4 separate regions of the Homo sapiens genome follow, and regions 2, 3 and 4 are each linked to region 1. A link is a loop called in an ENCODE intact Hi-C map of the cell type or tissue named here. Cell type or tissue: GM12878. All regions are shown on one strand. Each heading gives the region's core, and the rest is flanking DNA. Links, peaks and the distances in the headings are about the cores only. Region 1 overlaps RGL1 (ral guanine nucleotide dissociation stimulator like 1). Region 2 overlaps RGL1 (ral guanine nucleotide dissociation stimulator like 1). Region 3 has its middle 73 kb from the start of RGL1. Region 4 has its middle 32 kb from the start of APOBEC4.

Region 1 (5,520 bases), core at 406-5,405:
TGGGCGTGTTTTGGACTCCCTCGGAGTGAACGGAGCAATCCGATTCCATACTTGTGAGCTAAAGCTCTCTCACTCCGCTTTGTATTCCTCTCTCTCTGCGTGTCTTCTCCCTTTCAACCGTACCTACTTTCTCAGCAATTGCCTGTGGTGTGTCTGGGGCAGATGCATGTCAGGAGGGGAGAACTTTGAAGGAAAAAGAACTGTTAGTGTGGGTGAACCGCGGAGCGCTTCTGCGTCCCAGCGGCTCTTTAACACAAACCTCAGGTTTAGCTGGGGACATGGAAATCCAGGGGGTCGCTGCACAGATTTTAGTAGAAGCTGCCTGATGATGTGTTGCTTTTTCTGCACTTGCCAGATTATTTTACGGAAATAAAAACTTTCCACCCCCGCTAACTTTGTGGGCTCCAAAACAATGAGGAGAAAAGACAAGCAAACCACTTCACTTCCAAAGGAGTGAGGACTCTTGGCGTTTTAAACACTTGTTTGTGTCTGAGTTTAAAATCTGGTTTCTTCAATGACCGAGCCACTCTAAAAAGTACAGACTTATTCTTTTCTTTTTTTCTTTTTCTTTTTCTTTTCTTTTCTTTTTTTTTTTTTTTTTTTTTTTTTTTTTTTTTTTTTTTTACAAAGAATTATTTTTCCTTTCACTTAAGGGGGACAAGTTAATCAGGACTAATCTAGTTTCTTTGTAAAGAAAAAGAAAGACTTCAAAACAAAACTATTTAAGATATGTGAGCAAGTCTAGGAGAAATAACTAAATGGAAAAGTCAGGGGATCCTGATACCACAGGAAGGGACTGCAAGCCAAGAAAATCTCAGCATTCCCTCTATCAAAATGTGTCTTGTATTGCGGATTGTAATATTTATTTTGAACAGCCCATCTTGTGCCCTGAGTGCTGTTGTAAGCAGCAAGGCAGCTGGGATAGATTGTGGTTAGCAGAGAGGAAAAAAATACTCTTTTTCTTTCTCTTTATCCCGTCCCTGGCAGAGCTCGATTCAGGACTGGGGTGAAGAGGTAGAGGAAGGAGCTGTTTACCATGTCACCCTCAAAAGAGTCCAGATTCAACAGGCTGCCAATAAAGGAGCAAGATGGCTAGGGGTGAGTAAAGCTGGCGAGATGGTGAACTTTGGAATTTCAGTGTCTGTCGTTCTGTGAATATCATTATTATTTAACAGAGGCAGGCTTTTTTTTTTTTCCTCTTTTCGCTTTAAAAAGGAAAATGCTAATGACCAAGTGTTTGCACTAGCTGAACAGGTCTCTTTTTGTATTTAATGTTTTCAAAAGCATCTTCCCTAGGTTTGTCAATAATTCAGAACCTCTTAGAAACATCTTGAGGTCTTTGGCAAATAGATTGGGGGTGGAGTGGCAGAAAATGACACACAGAATACAGGCCCAGAGAGCAGCACTCTCTTAGACAAGAGCCATAAGCAGCTTTGCCCAGAAGCCACCCTTGTCTCTCTCTGCCCTCCCCCAATTGATGCTGTCAGCGTCTGCCTTGCTCCTATATCTCTAGGAGGTACCCAGATTGCTCAGGAGACAGAGCATTCCAAGTCTGCATCCTTTGAGGGGTGGTAGATTTCCTATTGTGATCTCTTTTCTATATCTTGGGAGGAGGCAAATGGATGCTTAGTACCCACTACTTTGTGTGTAGAGTGGTGGGCCTTTGGAAAAATGCTGCTTCTGTAAACAGGACTCTTTTCCACTGAGATTGTAAAATATTGGGTGAGGTCATGCAAGTTTGTAGGTATCACCTAGTAGATCCTTCAACACATCCCAAATAAAGCGAATATGAGAAATGGAAAGCTCAGCGACAGGATCACTACTTGGGCAAATGTCAAACATGTGGAAGAATGAAGGGATTCTTGATCTGGAAGGAGAAGTAGTTCTCAGACCAGGCGGTGAGAGGCGACCCAAAAAGCCTTGAGAAAGAAAATAATGGTTGGCTGAATAGAGGGGGTGGAGTGTGATTTCACCTGGCTGGCCTTATTTTAGCCGATGGGCTTCAGAGTGTTGAAGATTTATGCACTTGCATCCCATCTTTAGCGGCTTGGAGTCTCTGAAAATTCAGAATATTTTGAGCAGCATTCAAAGGTGGAGTGTGAAGGAGGATAGGACACAAAATTGCACAGGGCCTCCTGTTAAGAGTAGTGGTAACGTGTGACTTGTAACTCCAGGGAGTTTAAGGCAGGATGGTGGCCCATGGCCGGCAGCAATCACTTCCTCTGCCATGAGTCTGCTGACACAGGCATTCATTGCTTTGGGCTTCCCCAGCTGCTTCAGCTCAGGCCTTTCCTGCTACTGTACTTTGGGCCAAGGTATCACCCATGAGGGCCAGAAATTGTTAATGACATCTGCAGGTGTGGTCTGGAAAGATAGGAGCTTTCCAGTGAGAACTAGAGGTCTTCACTTACCAAGTACCTACCTTACTCAGAATATGATTTTAAAATTAATTATGTATATCACTAGCAGACCTGATAGGGAAAGCAGAACTAGAGTTCTGACAAGTCATCACTTTGTTTTTGGTGGTTGTGTGTATGTATTTTATTTAAATGTGGCGTCCATGTGGTTTGGCCTCTAGCTATTTCAGAATGATTCACAACTTCTGAACCAGTTGTCTTCAAAAGGGTCATTACATTTTTTTGGTATCAGGTTATTCCTCTCTTTCTAATGAGACTGACTTTGCTTGGGTGACTGTTTTAGTTTTCAGCCATATACAACATTAGTTATGAGTAAGTCATTGGAAATGGAGGGGTTCACTCTGTAGGCCCCACATCTACAAACTGTCATGTATTTAGATGCTCAGAGTTATTTAGTAATCCCCACTGACTGTTCTCTTCACTAGACTTCACTTCTTTTCTTCTCTCTCCCTTCTCTCAGTGTTCTCAAATTTATACAGAGTTCAGAGTTAATTCACCCTGGATTCAACAGTAGATATGAAATACTGAGAAGGAGGATAATGTGAAAAGATTGGCTCTAGTTGATGGAGGAATCTGTCCCCCTCGCCCCCATTTCAACAAAGTGTGATTTACTGCTACCAGCCTACTCCTTTATTGCAAGTTCCTAGGGGCTCTCCAGCTCTAATCTACGTGTTTTCTTGTCTTAGGTGTCCTGTTGGGAAGTTCTGTTTTTGTCCTTGAAAATTCCAGACTTAATTAAATGTGACTCAACCCATTGAGCCATAGCAATTACAAACCTTTCTCTTTAGAACTGAGTGGCTTCCCCATGTTTGTTTTCCTGTATTCCAGTACCCTTTCAAAATTCTTCAAAGTAACTAGTTTCAGAGTTACTAGAGAGTGGGGTCAGGTGAGGAAATTATTGCAATATGACAACAACCTTCTGAGGAAGGTGGTGTTGTGATGATCTCTCTCTCTCTCTTTTTTTTTTTTTTAACATGAGGAGACTAATGCCCAGAGAGGTTAAATTGTTTGCCAGGGTCACACAGCTATGAAGTGGTAAACACCAGATTCAAATCCAGATGGTTGGCTCTTTGTTGTGAAGAATTTCCTGGGACCTTAAGGCTGTTTCCATAGTAGTAGAAAAGAACATTGGCTCAAAAGACTGAGGATGCTTTGGGTGTGCTTTTCCCTAATGTTGCAAGACTGGAGAGATGTAACTTTCTTTTCTTCATGTCTAGAATGATAACTTGAGCTGCAAATTGAGATATTTGTTGCGAAGCTATGATCTCACTGATAAACTCCCCATTTTGGAGGTTTAAAGCAGGGTGCATTGAAGATATGAAGATACGTATGAGGTTATGTAGCATGTGAGGATAGGCATAGCTTTGTTACGTGTCTGTAATGCTTATTCCAGATGCCTAAAAGATGGAACATAATTTTTGTATTTTCTAGTATTCAGATCTCAAAACATAATTAAGATTCAATTTTGGGGAGGAGAGCAAAATAATTACATATCCTCAGATGTGAAGTATTATACAGTCCAAAACATTTAGGTCATTCTTTTTTATTTTGTCTGTTAAATTCTGTGTTCAGTTGATCTTTTAAAGTAAAACTCTGTGTTTGGAAAACTACAACCAAGTATGTCCCAGGCCCAGTTTACTTGTACGTGCAGCTGCATCCTTGCCCATTGACGGTGAGATTATATTGGCAACTTTGAAAAACCAAATATTATTGAAATACTGACCCATTTTCCCTTTACAATAACATCTTTGGCTGGGATAATTTTACCCACCTATAATTCTCGAAGAAAAATGACTTCAATTATGTCACAAAATTTAAAAAATCTTAGGATTGGAAGAGACATTAAAGAGCAATTCCGAGCCTAGCACAGTGGCTCATTCTTGTAATCCCAGCACTTTGAGAGGCCAAGGCAGGCTAATTTGCTTGAGGCTGGGAGCTCAAGACCAGCCTGGGCAACATAGCAAGACCCTGTCTCTACTAAAAATAAAAATAAAATTAAAAAATTAGCTGAGTGTGGTGGTGTGTGCCTGTAGTCCCAGCTACTTGGGAGGCTGAGGTGGGAGGATCGCGTGAGCCAGGGTGGTCAAGGCTGTAGCGAGCCATGATTGCACCACTGCACTCTAGCCTGAGTGAGAGAGTGAGACTCTGTCTCTTAAAAAAAGAAGTAATTTCACCCAGACATTCACTTATCTTGTGATTTTTGGAAGAGCAAAGTGTCAAAACTTGTTATTTGTCTTTGGTCCCAGTGTTGTGGTTGTATATGGACAGTGAATAATATAGAAAAGAGTTAAGAAAATATCAGTATCCTCTGGAAGCAGGAAGTGTAACATTTCAGGATGAATACTCAAAGGGACAGAGGAAAAGAATTCAACTGTTTGGGAAGGGCTTTGGTGTCAGAAGTTCATGCTGTTGTCTTCAGAATATGACAGACTCAGGGTCCAAAAAACATGTCAGCCTAAGATAAGTTCCAAGTGAGGATATTTTTTTTACAAGCAAGATTGTGAGTGCTAGGTCACTTCTGCAAAATTTGTGGGCAGTGGAATGATCAGTGGTTAGTCACGTGGCTCTTCTTAGTCCTGTACTTCTGTGGTCATGCAGTCCTTGTGGTGGGGCACTGAGGCCTTTCTGCCCTGTGTCCAGTGTTTGTCACACCGTTTCCCACATAGGCTCTTGATAAATGTTTGTGGGACTGAGTTGAAATGCAAGATAGATGGGAGTCTGGTAAAGAGAGGGAAATAGAATGGAGAAAGTTGAATATATGTAGAAATAAAAGAACCTAGAAACATTAGGTCATAGAACGTGGCATTTGGGCAAATTGTGGCCAATCATGGGTTATGTGGGGACTGTGGTAAGATAACCATTTGTCACATCTGGATTGAGAAGTTGACTCTCACTTGGATGTTCTATTTAGATTGACTCTACCTGGCATTTTCATGGTGTTGCTATCCATGTTGCCTTCAAATGGCATACAGTTCCTGGAGTTTTCAGCTAATTTCACTTCTGGGAGCCTTCTCTAATCCCCCAGCTCTGGATGAGGCGTCCCTTCTGTGTGCTCCAGAGGCATTCTGCGTCTCACTGTTGTGCATTTACCTCACTCTGTTGT
Region 2 (5,520 bases), core at 243-5,242, 90 kb after region 1:
ACTCAAAGTTAGAGCAAGAGTCTGTTACAACTGTGACAGTTCTGAGCTATAATTGCTGGTAGCTACTGAGCTTAAGTTAACCAACATTTATGGAGATGGATCCAGAGTCCAGTAGACAAGTTCCATCTAGACCTAGTAGAAGAGGGCCCTCTGAAGCCCAAGAACAGCATGGATGAGGGTAGCTGAACTCTGCTAAAGATGGTTATAAAGAAAAGGTGAGACTTAAGCAAGCCATTTGCACTAAGAGACGGAGAGGGAAGAGAAGGGCAGAGGGGGAGATAAAAGGAGAGAGAGAGGGAGAAGGAGATTGATGGAGGAAGAGGGAGATTTGGCATTTATCCAAACATAGGTGATGATTAAAATCATGAGATTGGATAGTATTTCCAAAGACATGAGTACAGCAGAAAACAAGAGGATAACTTTGACAAAAAGAAGAATCACTAAGAGAATATGAGAACAGCAGAGGAGGCAGGGGGAGAGAATGAGTGATACAGTCACAAAAACCTATGAAAACTTTCAAGAAGGTTCAAGGGATTGGTGTTGTGCGACATTGCAGAGTAGGAGATTTGGGGCTGAGGAAGGAAAAACTGAAACTGCTGGATGTGGCAGGTAAGTGGATTTTCAGTTGACACCTCATTTGGAATAATAGGGACTCGTCGGTCTTTTTAGATCTCTAGCAGGGATGGAATCTCATTCTCATGAAATCATAAAGTCATGGAATCAACAAGTCTTGTAGCTCCCCATCTCAGGCGTTTCTCTCTCCTATCTAATGAGGAGGTTGTCTTAAGTGCTCTTTTGAGATCCCTTTCACCTCTGTTATTCTGTGATTCTTAGGAGCCTTTGAACTTTTCAGAAATTCTCTTTAGGAATTTTAGCCATGTCTACAATAACTTATGATACATTATTCCTCTGCCCATAACTGACATACTGGAGGGAGACCAGAAGGACCTACACACCGGAAAGAGGTGGGCACTCTTATTCAAGTCAGACATAATTGATTTCTCACTCTAAGCAAATTCTCAAGAATTTCGGAGGACTCACAACTATCTAGCACAGGAAAGGCGCATATTAGGCTGCTTTCTTTTTTTTAGAGGTGGGGTCTCACTATGTTGCTCAAGTTGGACTTGAACTCCTGGGCTCAAGCGACCCTCCTGCCTCAGCCTTCTGAGTAGCTAGGATTACAGGCGCATGCCGCCATGTCCAGTATAGGCTATTTTCATTCATCCCTGTGAAAAACTATGAATGGGAGATCATTAAATAGTGGCTCTCTTTATTATCATTTGTGATGGGAAGAACTTAAATAGGTAATGAGTCACTGTGGGTTCTGTCCCAGTAGTGTACCTGGGACCTGAGTTAAGGCTGAGAGATGGAACATGTTGATGCTCTATCACTATCAGCAAGGCCAAGCCACTGAAAAAAACCCTTTTGTGGTTGTACAGTAGTGGAAGGTCACGTGCTATGGTAATACATAAATCTCAGGAAAAGTGACTAAGGAAAAACTAGTGTAGAAGTTATATACTACTGAATTGTGCAATTTACCCCCCCATTCATGCAGTTCCTGGAAAATGAGAACTTAACAAGACCCCAAAACCGCAAAAGCACTTAATGTTCAGTCAGCAAACTCATGATTACTCATTATATAGAAGAGTTTGTTGTTACAATAGACAGGAGGAGAGAAAGGGTAGCCATGTGTCCTCAGGCACCAGGAGGAAGGATTGATTTGTAAGAGTTCCAAACCTGAGAGGCAATTTAGAAGAACTGACTGGGGGCTGGGGATGTGTGAAAGTTCGACTTTTATGGATTGGTCATGTAGTACAATATTGGACTTCCTCAGAAAACTTCCGGTGCAAAAGTTTCATTTAGCTAAGAAATGCTACAGAAGTAGTCCCTTTCTTTCACAGAATGCTGGCACATCCATTTCAGGCCAAGATCGAGAAATCACAAAATGTACTGAGGAAGTCGATCTTTGTTTTCAGGATATCTGATTACTTTGAGTTTAATTTGGGATCTGTAAAAATGTCTTCATTTATGAGAATTGCCTGGCTTGTATTGATGATTGCTTTCATAACCAAATCAGGTGATCTTCTTACAAAGTAAGGGGAAGGCCAGGTGTGGTGGCTGGCTCATGCCTGTAATCCCAGCACTTGGGGAAGCTGAGGCAGGTGGATGATCTGAGATCAGGAGTTCAAGACCAGCCTGGCCAACATGGCGAAACCCCATCTCTACTAAAAACAAAAAATAAAATAAAATATAAAAATTAGCCAGGTGGTGGCGCATTCCTCTAATCCCAGCTACTCGGGAGGCTGAGGCAGGAGAATCACTTGAACCTGGGAGGCAGAGGTTGCAGTGAGCTGAGATTGCGCCACTGCACTCCAGCCTTCCCAGCAGAGTGAGACTTCGTCTCAAAAAAAAAAAAAACAAAGTTGGGGGAAGAACAAGAAAATCCAAGTCCACCAGCCTCGTTATAAATAGGCAACTTGCAACAAGCCAGCCAAGTATTTGCATAATATACATCGTGAGAGCCTGCTGGAGGCCTCTTCATTTTGCATGGTGTTCCGAGCGAGAGTTATGCAGGGTTGTGTGCGAGAAACTAGATGCCTCTTTACTTCTTACCATTGTGGCATCCTGTATCAATTCCCTCTGTGTGCATTTCTGTTTCTCAGGAAGGAACCTCAAAATTTGCAAACCTGGACAGCAGTGTGAAAGAAAACCAGAAGCGTACCCAGAGGCGGCTGCAGCTCCAGAAGGACATGGTATGTCTGGCCCTCGTCTTCCCTGACAGCTCACAGAGGAGAAGGGCCGTGTGCGTCTGGGCTCCCACATGGCACTGGCACCTTCAGTCAACAGGGCACCCAGGCTTTCAGAAAGGGTCTCCCATTCTCTACCCCATTTGTTCTCAGCAGCCCTGGGAGGTCTATAGGAGAGAGATGATTACCCTCATTCAACTAGTAGGAAGTAAGCACTGGGTGGCAAATCCTGTTTTCTGGCAAAGTTGTTTTCTGAAGGTGAGGGGGAGTCTACAGCAGGTCGACTTCCTCCCTCTTGCAGTCTCTTCCGCCCCCTCCTGCACTTAGAAGCTGCTCCACCTTGGCCTGAGGGCCTCCTGAGCTTCCTACTGTAGTCAGCTTCTGATACATGGTGACCAAGGAGAAAGAGTGTCTTCTCCACAGGGCCCTGGTCCTTGTACTCAGAGATCTTTTCATTTGTTCTAATCTAGCCATTGCCCAGCTCTCCTTACTAATCCCAAGGCTAACCAAATCTTTATAGTTTTTCAATATTTAAAGGAGCATCATGCCTCCCTCCTGAAGACTGAAAGATAGGTATTATCAACTTTAGCTTCATTTTAAACTTCTGACTGTTAGCATAAAGTGTGGAAGACCAGAGGGAGGAGATTAGAGACTGACAAACTCTAAATATTCTGCTTTAAGAGGGTTTTCTCTTTCTTTGGAAAGCTCAACGTAAGTAAGAAATGTTTTTGAATGATAGGACTCTTCCGCAACATGAAGCCTATAAAACATTCACAGTGTTACAAACTTTTTTGGTTGTTCAAAGACAAGCTAAAAATAGCTGTTACCAAAAAAATAGATTATTTTAGTACAGGATGAGACCTTGTACACAGAATGGGAAGGACACACTGCAGCTGACAGTGAGTTCCTGAAGGACAAAACCCTCCTTGGTATGAACCTCACAAAGCAGTTCTGGCTGAGGAAGCAGCCAGCCTCATGTCAAGCAGCCTGGCTTTACCCTGTTTGAGGCTTTGTGTTCTGCCAAAATTTCCAGAATTGGCTTGATGAGATTTAGGATAAGGGATCCATGGGGACCGCTTTTTACTTTTCCTTTAGGATGTTTAGTGCCTTGGTGGCTTACTGAAGAAGAGAGATGATTTTAAAGGAGATTTAGTGAAATGAATATAGTGTATCCCTGCAGTTGTAGGTAGAAGTGCCTCCACCTTCATTTCCAACTTTTTATTCTGGAATAAGTTTAGATTTACAGAAAAGCTGCAAAGCTAGAAGTGCAGTTTCCCTCATTGTTAACATCTTCTAAAACCATAGCACATTTGTCAATACTAAGAAACTGACACTGGCATAATACTATTAACTAAAATCTAGACTTTGTTTGGATTTCACCAGTTTTCCACTAGTATCTTCTTATCTGTTCCAGGACCCAATCCGGCATACCAACTGCATTTTGTTGTCTGTCACCCCTGTCTCTTCAGGTCTACGACAGTGTTTTCTTGACTGTTTTTTATGACCTTGGTTGTCTTAAGGGGTCTATCCAGGTATTCTGTAGAATGTTCCACAGTTTGAGGTTGTCTGCTGTTTTCTAGTGATTAGACTGAGCTTCTGGATTTTTAGAAAGAATATCACAGAGTAAAGTGCCCTTCTCATCACATCACATCAAGGAGTGAATGAATGGTTTCAGCGTGACATCTGGTGTCATGTTGATGGTGACACGAATGATGTTGATCTTTATTACTTGGTTAAGGAAGAGTTTGCCAGGTTCTTCCTCAGAAGTTACTGTTTTTCTCTTTCCCTCCTCTATTATTTGAGAGTTAGTCACCAAGTCTAGCCCAAGGGGTTATATTAATAGTGATGCCCCATGCTTTTGTGGTACATACTTCTCTGTGTACAACAGCCAATGGTGAGGCAATGACTATCCAGTGCCATCCCCAACTACCAGGAATGTCCCCATGCTCTGAAAGAGAACAGACATCCTTCTCACTTGAGCCAAAGCAAAACATAAACCCCACAGTCAACACTTTTGAACAGATGTGTATGATCTCCTGGCTTTGAGGCTTGGTTTTCATGATTTCACAAGTTAGATATTAGATCATGGAGTTTCTATCCTATTTGTGTAGAAATTTAAAAAATGTTATTCATGGAGGTTAGCACCACTGGCCCGCAGTTAGGCCTTGAATACATCCATTTGCTCCAGCTTGAAGATTCCTAAAACCCCTCAACTTTTCAATGACAATAAAGACAGTTTTGCTTTGGATGCTCTTCAGGGTGTGATGCAGGGAACTGTGCCCTACCTGGGCACCTTCCTGACTGACCTGACCATGCTTGACACTGCCCTTCAGGACTACATCGAGGTGAGTTCCATGTGGGTGGTGTGATCGGGCCTGCAGCCTTCCCACTGGATACCCTAAAGAGTAGTTAACTTCTCTTAGTATCTTTTGAAGGTCCAAAAGTACATGGCATTGTGCTAGCTGTTAGGAGGAATACAAAGAATAACACCAAAGACTAACACCAGAAGTGGCTCAAAATCCAGTGGAAGTAATTAATATATCAAAATAAGCAGTGAACGATAGTAATAATCGAAATTCAAACAAATGCATTGAGAGAACATGGGAGATGACAATTATTATTATTTTTTTGAGATGGAGTTTTGCTCTTGTTGTCCAAGCTGGAGTGCAATGGCACGATCTTGGCTCACTGCAATCTCTGCCTCTCGGGTTCAAGCAATTCTCCTGCCTCAGCCTCCCAAGTAGCTGGGATTACAGGCGTGCACCACCACGCC
Region 3 (5,520 bases), core at 170-5,169, 76 kb before region 1:
CCACTGAGATTTTCCTGCATACACCGCTTATGGGAATATAAAATTGTACAACCACTTTGGAAAACAGTTTTGGCAGTTTCTTATAAAGTTAAACATAGATTTACCATAAGATTCAGCAATTCTACTCTTAGGTGTTTATCCAAGAGAAATGAAAGCATGTGTCCACAAAAAGAGTTGTACACAAGTGTTCTTTCACTTTATTTAAAGTAACCCAAACTGGAAACAACACAAATGTCCATCAGCAGGTGAATGTATAAATAAAATGTTTAACAATGGAATACTACTTAGTACTGAAAAGGACAAACTATTTAAACATGTACCAACATAGATGAATCTCAAAATAAATGTGGTAAGTGAAAGAAGACCGAAAAAAAAGTAGGTATTGTATGATATTCAATATAAACCTCTAGAAAAGAAAAACTTAACATATATTTACAGAAAGCAGGTTCATGGTTGCCCGGGGCCAGTGATAGGGTGAGATCGGCTGGGAAGGGGCTTAAGAGAATGATCTTTTGAAGTAATGGAAATGTTCTAATCTTGACTTTAGCAGTGGTAACATGGGTGTATACTATTTGTCAAAAGTCATAGAATATACCCTTAACATGAGATATGTAAACTATCCCTCATTAAAATTGTGCTTGTATGTAGTAGTTGCTGTTTTTGAGGGGCAACATCTTGGAGTCAGTAAAGGGAAACATTATAAAGGTGTTGACAATTTCTCCATAGTATAAAGCCTGTTCCATATTGGGCACTGTGTCAGGCATTCCTGTGACTCTTGGCTGTAATACAAAGCAACTTCCCACTTAAATACTGGCTAAGACCAAGAGCCAGGGTTCCCTCCTAGAAGTCCCAAGCTGGACCCAGAGGAAGGTGCTAACATGGTGTGTTTCGGCCACAGGTCTCTTTCAGAGGACCACAAAACTCACTACCTCCCCTCTCTGAGATAATGGAGTGAGTGTGTTAGGTTGGCTCAGTGGCTCAGACTAAAGCGTCAGGGACTCTTATATTTAAAATTGATGTCACTGCTAATGTACTGCTTGAATGTATCTAAGCCCCTGCCTTTCTATTTCAATTTCCTCTGTGGTTACAGGAAACCAACTATGACAGTCCATTATACATGGAAGGCTAGTGTTGCCAGATTTTAATTTGGAGAGTACAGAACATAATTTTGACTAATTGGTCCAGTAGGAACTAGAGTAGAATCTAAACAACTCTGGAGGTCTGTGGCAATGAAACAGGGAAGGAGGGAGAGATTTAATCAACCTTCACCCAGGCAGGCTGTTGACAGATTTCTAGGCTGACTTAATCAATGTACTTATTTCTCAGGTAAGACCTCAAAACTATTTGGATCTAATTTCACTATACTTCATCCTGTTCATGATATTATGCTTTCAAAGTAACAAGCCTCGAATTCCTTTTAAGGGCACACAAAAGAGTAAAACACACTTTCTTTTTGTCCCGTCTGAAGTGGACAAATGGAGTGGGTGCATAGAAGTTGTAACTCTGAGTCCACTTAAGTTTTGCAAGTGTATAAGTCATTTTTCAGTACACAATGAAGTTAACAATTAATATCTTTGTGGTATCCAGAAACAATGTCAACCAAAATTGGAGCAATGAACCTGAGAATTGAATTCACTTGAGCTATAAATCATAAACCCATCAATCTCTAGAGCAGAAGCAAAAGTGAAGTCATTGAATATTATAATAGATTCCATATGTTGTTTTAAAGAAGGCTTAAAAATAACTAGACTTACAGGTTACCATATTTCTGTGGCAAAAATTTACATATGTGAATAAGAAGTGAAATAACTGACTGTCCAATTTTTGCTTCTGTTTTCTGCCACTTCTTTTTAGTAGTGGAATAATTATTTAGCTCTTGAAGGGCAGGGCAGAGGAAGTGTGATAGGCACTAGAGAATGTGGAGGAGCTGATAAAATAGAATATGAAGGGAGGTAGAAGAAACTGACTCTCAGCTTTGGTAGAAAAGGTAGCACAGATAAGGAAGCACAATTTCAGATAACCCTCTTGGCCTTTCCCCTGCTACCTTATTACAGAGAGTTAGTGTTTCTCCTTAAGCATTAAAGTTACAAAGCCAAATAGTAACATGGCCACAATTCTGTGAAAATTTTGAAAGGCCATGACAAAATGAAAATGAAAGCTTTGTTCTAAGTCAGACAGATCTGTTTTCAAATTTGGACCCTGCTCTGTGACCTTGGGCAATTCACTTAATTTCTCTGAGCTTCAGTTTCATCTGGATGGGGAATTAATACTTACCTCAAAGAGCTCTCAGTGTAATACACTTGTGTATTTCTCTCTTCTAACACCTATCCTGTCAGTTTGAAATATAATCTATCATTTTGAAATGTATCTCTTTCTTCTCATACGATTGTAGACTTCCCAGGAATTGAGATTAAGAACTCCCAGCTCAAGGGCCAATTAGTGGAGAACACAGGCTTAACTTATCTTTGTTTCGCCCTGCCCCATACACACCTCGCACAATAATTAGGCTATAGCTACGTAAAACTTTAGGGACTTCTTCCTTCCTGTGACAGCATGGTGCTAGGTGAGATTTAAGGAAACTACACGTCATGTCCCTGCAAATTTGCCATCTTGTTATAGTCAGTCAGATTGGCCCACTAACCCTCCAGCTAGAAAGTCAGGAATGCTAAATCTTATATTTGCATGATTGCTGTTGTGCTAAGGTGTCAGAACGCAAGATACAATCTTAGTTCAAGTTTACACTTTGGTTTATGGGAAATAGCAAGGTCAATCTGTGGCAATGAAAAAAATGGAAAGTCCTGTAAAAGTTTAAGGAGGGAAGAATAAAAGGAAGAGAAAAGAAACTGTAACCCAGTTGGAATGAAATGGTAACATGGAATGAAATGATCCTCTTTCCCCCCAGACAGATGTTGGCATGGATTTCATATGGACTCTGAAACTAAAGCCGACACCCAACCGAGTGCTCAAGCCCTACATTCCATCCACCCCTCATTTGTTAGTATCAAAATTGAGGCATTTCACAAACTTGGCTATCGAATACTGTATGTGTGTGGAAAAGGGCCAGATAAAATGGGCCAATTAGAACACAGCCACATCTGTCAAAACTCTAACCCTTAACCTTAGTGAAAATATAATCTAGGATCAAACACAGAAGCCCCGCAGATGTACACAAGTCATTTAATGCAGCCCTTGGAAAGACTGTGATGAACAGCTGGTGCTATTGTGAAGGCCTGATGAGAAAGCCAGGCTTGGTTTTGCTACGAATATTTGCAATTTTAAAGAAAAAAAATAGGTTCTAATTGAGTAACCATTGAATGTATCCCAGTAAGGTCCTTCCCATAGGCTGAGTTGAAAATACTCTGACTCCGTTGCTATGCAAAGCAGTTTCTAAACATGTTTTGAAAATCCGTTTGAAATTTGAGAGTAGAATTTGGTTCTCAAAGGCTTCATTTAGGCTTAAAACCTTTTGGTTCACTCTAAAATAATGCGAGGGTTTCATCCTTAATGGACTATCGAGGTTAAATTCAACAGCTGCTTCTCCTCTGATATATATTTATGAATGCAGGATGCATTCTATATGGTACAGTACACCCTCACAGAGCTCTGAGTAAGAGGAAAAAAACATGGAAACAAATTTTTTTTTAATGTTGGAGTGTCCTTACGGGGTTTGCTAAAGGACAAATGGGGCTCTCATTAAAAATAGGGATTGTATCTTCTTGAGTATACATGGATCGTGACCAACACAACAGTTTTTACTGAATTTACTGATAAAAATGTCACTATGTTATGTCAAGCTCAAGTCTTTGGGAGGGTTTTTCAGGATTCTGTAAGATATGGCTTTGACTTTGTATTCGCTTTTGGGCACCAGGTCATCAGGGAAAAGTCACAAGATCTATGCAAAAGGCAGCGTCAGGAAGCAGCATCTCTAGTGGTTTCCCCTTGGTTTCATTGTCCCTGTGTTCCTGTGTTCATCTGGGTTATTGAGTCTTTGATCCCACATGGGAAAGGTTTGCCATGTTGAGCCAGTAGTAGTATAACTCATTCTAACTAAGGCACATAGCTTCTGCCCTCTCCCCTGCTGGATGAGTATTGGACCAATTCCTTTGTCCTTAGCACCACTTACAAGGATTTATTTCCATTCCAGAGGATTTATTCCCATTCAGAGAAGGAACAACATAGTTAGATAGGAATAAAAATGCTACTCTGTGTATAAAGCTTCTTGCACCTAGCTAATCTAGCAAACTGGTGTTTTGGTCTTCAACACTAACTAGATCATTATTATGTGACACTAATTAAAGGGTCTTCTGTAATGGGATAAGGTGTTATCTGATCAAATGAAGGAGGAATGATATTTGGCAGTATATGGTATATGTGAAAATCATGGTGTTCTTGCTACTTAGAGACTGTGAGAAGGGATAAGGATTGGCTTAGAGCCAGCTCACTCTACATGCTCTCCCAGAAGTGTTTTCTTGAAAGAGTTTTTCCCCATTGGGACCTTCCATTTTCCTCTGGCTTAGTAAAGTGACTGTAATTAAATAGATTCAATTTCTGTTTATGGTGAAGTAAAAGATTGAGAACAGATTGCTCTTTAACCTGAAATGTGGAAGGGCTAGTCGATTCGGAAGCTAGTTAAAATGATTTTGTGTATTAACTGGTAAACTCAACAGATTTTTTCCCCTGTGAATCTAACATTTCTAGATCTTTGCATTCCTCCCGTGAGAAGTCCACCTCTGAATCCTTTCGAGAGCTCAGATTCCTAGGAACTCAGATTTTTGAACATCTACATGATGTTATTTTGTAAGTGGAACACTGACTATTAAAGGATAGCAGTGGAGTGGAGTGGTGAGGGCACAGCTCTGGGTCAGGATAACTGGAGAGAAACCCTAAGGCTTATTCCATAATCTCTCTTGATTTGAGCTTCTGAGGATAAACTGAGGCTTGTAACATGCTAGCCCAGTATCTGGTGTAGTAAATATTGAATGCACTGTGGTGGAGAGGGTTGTGTTGTCAATGTTGCTGTTGTTATTGTTGAGACCTAAAGGATTGCTATGATCTAAATCAGCTTAATTTCCTTCAACTTGATAAAAATTAGCCTGTGACTATTGAACTGGATGATGCTCTCCTAATGGTTTTTGCATTTTGCCTTCATTCAGCCAGTTAAAGCTGGTGTTTACAGAATTGTGAAACATTTGAGCCTGGGACAGTCATGTGATTTACAGTTTTGTCTTGTTTCATGCTTTCCAGCAACATAATTACTGAACTTTTTATCGTAATAAAAATATAGGCAATAAAAAAGGCAGTCCCCTGGAATTCCCTCTATCTCTCTTAGAATGCTAAAGGATATTTTTTTGTGATCTCAGCTCTGTTCTGTTAAGTATCCTCTCCCTTCCCCACGTCTGTCTTTGCAGATTTGTGACCAGACGGCTGCACTGAATGGAGACTAGGAAGGGAGCCCAACTGTTTTCCTTGTGTTGGCCCTCTGTGCCGAGCAGGGATTGTTGAGCAAAGCAGGGATTGCTG
Region 4 (5,520 bases), core at 135-5,134, 120 kb before region 1:
ACCAGCTCCTGGATTCATTGATTTTTTTGAAGGGTTTTTTGTGTCTCTATCTCCTTGAGTTCTGCTCTGGTCTTAGTTATTTCTTGTTTTCTGCTAGCTTTTGAATTTGTTTGCTCCTGCTTCTCTAGTTCTTTTAATTGTGATGTTAGTGTGTCAATTTTAGATCTTTCCTGGTTTCTCCTGTGGGCATTTAGTGCTATTAATTTCCCTCTACACATTGCTTTAAATGTGTCCCAGAGATTCTGGTACGTTGTCTTGGTTCTCATTGATTTCAAAGAACATCTTTATTTCTGCCTTCATTTTGTTATTTACCCAGTAGTCATTCAGGAGCAGATTGTTCAGTTTCCTTGTAGTTGTGCGCTTTTGAGTGAGTTTCTTAATCCTGAGTTCTAATTTGATTGCACTGTGTTCTGAGAGACTGTTTTTTATGATTTCTGTTCTTTTGCATTTGCTGAGGAGTGTTTTACTTTGAATTATGTGGTCAATTTTGGAATAAGTGCGATGAGGTGCTGAGAAGAATGTATATTCTGTTGATTTGGGGTGGAGAGTTCTGTAGACGTCTATTAGATGTGCTTGGTCCAGAGCTGAGTTCAAGTCCTGAATATACTTGTTAATTTTCTGTCTCATTGATCTGTCTAAGATTGACGGTGGGGTGTTAAGTTCTCCCACTATTATTGTGTGGGAGTCTAAGTTTCTTTTGTAGGTCTCTGGTAACTTTCTTTATAAATCTAGGTGCTCTTGTATTGGGTGCGTATATATTTAGGATAGTTAGCTCTTCTTGTTGCATTGATCCCTTTATTATAATGTAATGCCCTTCTTTGTCTTTGTTGATCTTTGTTGGTTTAAAGTCTGTTTTATCAGAGACGAGGATTGCAACCCCTTCTTTTTTTTTTTGCTTTCCATTTGCTTGGTATATATTTCTCCATCCCTTTATTTTGAGCCTATGTGTGTTTCTGCATGTGAGATGGGTCTCTTGAATACAGCACACTGATGGGTCTTGACTCTATCCAATTTGCCAGTCTGTGTCTTTTAATTGGGGCATTTAGCCCATTTACATTTACGGTTAATATTGTTATGTGTGAATTTGATTCTGTCATAATGATGCTAGGTGGTTATTTTGCCCATTAGTTGATGCAGTTTCTTCATAGTGTTGATGGTCTTTACAATTTGGTATGTTTTTGCAGTGGGAGGTACCAGTTTTTCCATATTTAGTGCTTCCTTCAGGAGCTCTTGTAAGGGAGGCCTGGTGGTGACAAAATCTCTCAGCATTTGATTGTCTGTAAAGGATTTTATTTCTCCTTTGCTTATGAAGCTTAGTTTGGCTGGATATGAAATTCTGGGTTGAAAATTCTTTTCTTTAAGAATGTTGAATATTGGTCCCCACTCTTTTCTGGCTTGTAGAGTTTCACCCAAGAGATCCACTGTTAGTCTGATGGGCTTCCCTTTGTGGGTAACCCGACCTTTCTTTCTGGTTGCCCTTAAAAATTTTTCCTTTGTTTCAACCTTGGTGAATGTGACGATTATGTGTCTTGGGGTTGCTCTTCTCGAGGAGTGTCTTTGTGGTGTTCTCTGTATTTCCTGAGTTTGAATGTTAGCCTGTCTTGCTAGTTTGGGGAAGTTCTCCTGGCTAATATCCTGAAGAGTGTTTTCCAACTTGATTCCATTCTCCCTGTCACTTTCAGGTACACCAATCAAATGTAGGTTTGGTCTTTTCACATAGTCCCATATTTCTTGGAGGCTTTGTCTGTTCCTTTTCATTCTGTTTTCTCTAATCTTGTCTTCACACTTTATTTCATTAAGTTGATCTTCACTCTCTGATATCCTTTCTTCCGCTTGTTCAATTTGGCTATTGATACTTGTGTATGCTTCACAAAGTTCTCGTGCTGTGTTTTTCAGCTCCATCAGGTCATTTATGTTCTTCTCTAAACTGGTTATTCTAGTTAGCAATTCCTCTAACCTTTTTTCAAGGTTCTTAGCTTCCTTGCATTGGATTAGAACATGTTCCTTTAGCTTGGAGGAGTTTGTTATTACCCACCTTCTGAAGCCTACTTCTGTCAATTCATTAAACTCATTCTCCATCCAGTTTTGTTCCCTTGCTGGCGAGGAGTTGTGATCCTCTGGAGGAGAAGAGGCATTCTGGTTTTTGGAACTTTTAGCCTTTTTGTGCTGGTTTTTCCTCATCTTCATGGATTTATCCAGCTTTGGTCTTTGATGCTGGTGACTTTGGATGGGGTTTTTGTGTGGATGACCTTTTTGTTGATGTTTATGCTATTCCTTTCTGTTTGTTAGTTTTCCTTCTAACAGGCCTCTGTGCTGCCCCTCCTTCCACCAAGCTCGAGCGTCCCAGGTCGACTCCAGACTGCTGTGCTGGCAGCAAGAATTTTATGCCAGTGGATCTTAGCTTTCTGGGCTTCATGGGGGTGGGATCCACTGAGCTAGACCATTTGCCTCCCTGGCTTCAGCCCCCTTTCCAGGGGAGTGAACCGTTCTGTCTCACTGGTGTTCCAGGCGCCACTGGGGTATGAAAAAAACTTCTGCAGCTAGCTTGGTGTCTGCTCAAATGGCTGCCCAGTTTTGTGCTTGAAACCCAGGGCCCTGGTGGTGTAGGGACCCGAGGGAATCTCCTGGTCTGTGGGTTCCGAAGACCATGGGAAAAGCGTAGTGTCTGGGCCAGAGTGCACTGTCCCTCATGGCACAGTCCCTCACAGCTTCCCTTGGCTAGGGGAAGGAGTTCCCTGATCACTTGTGCTTCCTGGTTGAGAGGACGCCCCCACCCTGCTTCGGCTCACCCTCCATGGGCTGCACCCACTGTCTAACCAGTCCCAGTGAGATGAGCTAGGTATCTCAGTTGGAAATGCAGAAAATCACCCGCCTTCTGCGTTGATCTTGCTGGAAGCTACAGACCAGAGCTGTTTTTATTTGGCCATCTTCTATTTACATTTATTTTTATATGTAGTTATATATTTAAAACTTTATCTTGACCACTTGATTTAGAGTAATGGAAATTGGAGAAATGTATACAGTACAGAACATTCTACATTGGCTTTTTTTTTCCTATTTAAAATGCTTAAACGTTCTTTAACTCAAGAACTTTAATTTTGCTAATAACAAAGATTCTTAAGCTTAGTGTGAAACATGGAAAGGAAACGCCAGCAGCCTGGTTATGAATAGGATCAGCAGTGCCATCTTGTGGTAAATACCTTGAATTACAATTAGAGGCACCCGCATGGGATCTGGGAGACTAAGAAATTCTACTCTATGCTCAGTGATTTACATAGAATGTAAAAGGTATTTCTCACCATTTTAAGACTTTGGGTTTATATAATCAGAGGAGGTTCTTCCTTTACAAATGTGGCAAAGACTACAGTTTTCTACAAGACCTTTTAATGTTGAGCTTTTAATGTTACATACAATTACATTAAATGTTACTGTATGTAATATTAAAAACTACAGTTATAATTTCAAAAAGATTATAGTACATGAAACATTTTCTCTAGCAGCAGCTCTAATGTGTAATAAAACCTAGTATTATAGGTTAAATTGGATATATCTATAACATAATAAGGTAAGCAGCTATAGATAAGTCAAAGCATGGCAAGTATATGATCAGATAATAATCCTGTTTCCTTCAGACCTAACATGTGGTAATACAGTAATTTTGTGTTCTTTAGCTTGTCTGCTGCTTTTGAAAATTCTTTTCAACAGTTAACAAATATTGATGAATCCAACTGGAAAAAATAATGTTTACCTATTCATTAGTTCCAAGTCTGTGATAGTTAAATACGTGGGACCATTGTAGTTTCTAGAATAATTACATTTAAAATCCCCAGCACCTTGCAAAAATATTTATTCAATTCATATTTTGCTTTTTACGTTATCAACACATATTAGTTTAGAGAGTTTAGCACAAATCACTAACTAGACCAGTATTAGTAATCCATTGGTAATTCCAAGTCTCACACTGGATCATCTTGAAAATAGTTCATGGGTTACTATTTTTTTCATTAGTTATATATGTCATGCCGAATCAACATTATTTTCAGAAGTCATTCCTCTTTATTTTATTGCCCTTTTGTGTCACTTTCTTTTTCAAATTATAAAAGTAATATATGTTCATGATGCAAGTTCAGATATTAAAGTAATCATTCCTGATAAACTTAACCCCTGGAAATAATCACCATTTACAGTCTGGTGTATTATTTTCAGTTGCTGCATTTATTAATAAAAATATTTTCTCTTTTCAGTTGGTCAGAGGTAGGGGCACCCCATCTTCATTTCCCTCAGTGGCACTTTCTTCCAGAAAATTTGCTGACAATATGTTTTTTTTGTCTGCTAAGATAACTGGGAATTTCATTACCCTGATAGGAAATTTTGATTTTTATTCCTAGTTTTGCTGTTTCTCACTTCCTGCAGTGTTGGATTTATTGGGCACTGGATGACAACACTCTGTAGTGCTATACAGATTTCCTAGCATGTTCAGATATACATTAACCATGCATAGAAAGGTTGTAGAAAGCTTAATGACTTTGCCCAAGTTAGCTAACATGTGACTAGCCACGATTTAAATCCCTTCTGATTATACCTGTACCTAGGTGAATTCTTCTGGTCCCATGACTTTAAATACCATCTGTATTTGAGATGACTCTCAAATTTGTATCTTTAGCCCTGCCTTCCCCCCTGAGCATCAGACTTGTATATGCAATTTAAAAAAATACATCTCCGCCTCAGTGCCATCTCAAACCTTGACTTGGCAATAAAGAGAATGCTTGATGTCCTCACCGCTACCTTTTTTCTCCCAAAGACTTCTCCATTTTAGCTATTGGCATCATTAGCTATCCATTTGCCTAAGCACAAACCTTGGAATAACCTTTGGTTTTTCTCTTCTTCAAGCGTGACATCAATCCATCAGCACATGCTGATTCTAACTACGTTTCCCTAACATAAGTTCATCTCTTACCTAGGCTAACATAATCACATCCCAATTGGTTTTCCTGCTTCCCCTCTGTCTGTCATCACCATTATGTGCTATTCTATTACCTTTTTATTTTTTTCATTATATTTAACAATATCTGGTATTATTGGCTTTTGGATCTATTGTCTGTCTTACTTTCCTTCTAGAATGTAAGCTCTGCAAGGCAGAAACTTTTATCTTGTCACCACTGAATCCCCAAGACCTAGAACACTGCTGGCAGGTAGGTTTCGTGTTGAACCTGTAAACAAACAAATTAATTAATAGAAGAAGTCTGGTGCTTGTTCAGTAGTTGGGAATTCAGGAAAATTATTCCTTTGCTGGTTTTCTCAGCGCTGTTTTGTATAGCGTTGAAAGAACTGAAAAACTTTTATTTAATAATGTGTTCTTGAGATTGATATTAGAGTCTTATTATCTTAGATATACAGTATCACTTAGGCCTTGCTGAATGCATTTTATGCTCCCTGAGATCTTTTTGGGAGATTTTCTGTGGAAACCTGAAAAGGAAACCATCACAGTGCTTTCTCAGAGAAGCAAGGCTCAACAAATGA

The links. Hi-C counts contacts between places; a loop is a spot of excess contacts. Peaks named below come from ENCODE experiments on the same cell type or tissue, not always from the same donor. Only the 100,000 strongest peaks of a DNase experiment are listed, where the experiment ranks them.
Region 2: it touches region 1 in a loop (3-fold over the local background); 18 of 110 quality-filtered maps call a loop at or near these places.
Region 3: it touches region 1 in a loop (2.2-fold over the local background); 7 of 110 quality-filtered maps call a loop at or near these places.
Region 4: it touches region 1 in a loop (2.7-fold over the local background); 7 of 110 quality-filtered maps call a loop at or near these places.

Annotation. Positions count from the first base shown.
Region 1 is chr1:183,805,388-183,810,907 of GRCh38, forward strand. It overlaps RGL1 (ral guanine nucleotide dissociation stimulator like 1), which reads left to right. Exons shown (of 18, transcript NM_001297671.3): 2 at 988-1,098. Among named protein-coding and RNA genes, the nearest start is that of RGL1, 3.0 kb to the left of the region's middle. RefSeq lists enhancers at 1,353-1,412, 2,156-2,205. In GM12878, for the core only: no CTCF peak of the experiment used is centred there; DNase peaks (open chromatin) are centred at 2,564 and 4,984; H3K4me3 peaks cover 4,906 bases; H3K27ac peaks cover 4,029 bases.
Region 2 is chr1:183,895,145-183,900,664 of GRCh38, forward strand. RGL1 (ral guanine nucleotide dissociation stimulator like 1) reads left to right here. Exons shown (of 18, transcript NM_001297671.3): 10 at 2,664-2,753; 11 at 5,006-5,092. Among named protein-coding and RNA genes, the nearest start is that of RGL1, 93 kb to the left of the region's middle. RefSeq lists an enhancer at 2,978-3,137. In GM12878, for the core only: a CTCF peak has its summit at 3,056 (motif pointing left); a DNase peak (open chromatin) is centred at 2,547; H3K4me3 peaks cover 1,089 bases; H3K27ac peaks cover 4,850 bases.
Region 3 is chr1:183,729,493-183,735,012 of GRCh38, forward strand. It overlaps a transcript of RGL1 not described here. Among named protein-coding and RNA genes, the nearest start is that of RGL1, 73 kb to the right of the region's middle. In GM12878, for the core only: no CTCF peak of the experiment used is centred there; no DNase peak of the experiment used is centred there; H3K4me3 peaks cover 382 bases; H3K27ac peaks cover 695 bases.
Region 4 is chr1:183,682,114-183,687,633 of GRCh38, forward strand. It overlaps a transcript of RGL1 not described here. Among named protein-coding and RNA genes, the nearest start is that of APOBEC4, 32 kb to the left of the region's middle. RefSeq lists an enhancer at 2,083-2,584. In GM12878, for the core only: a CTCF peak has its summit at 3,184 (motif pointing left); a DNase peak (open chromatin) is centred at 3,108.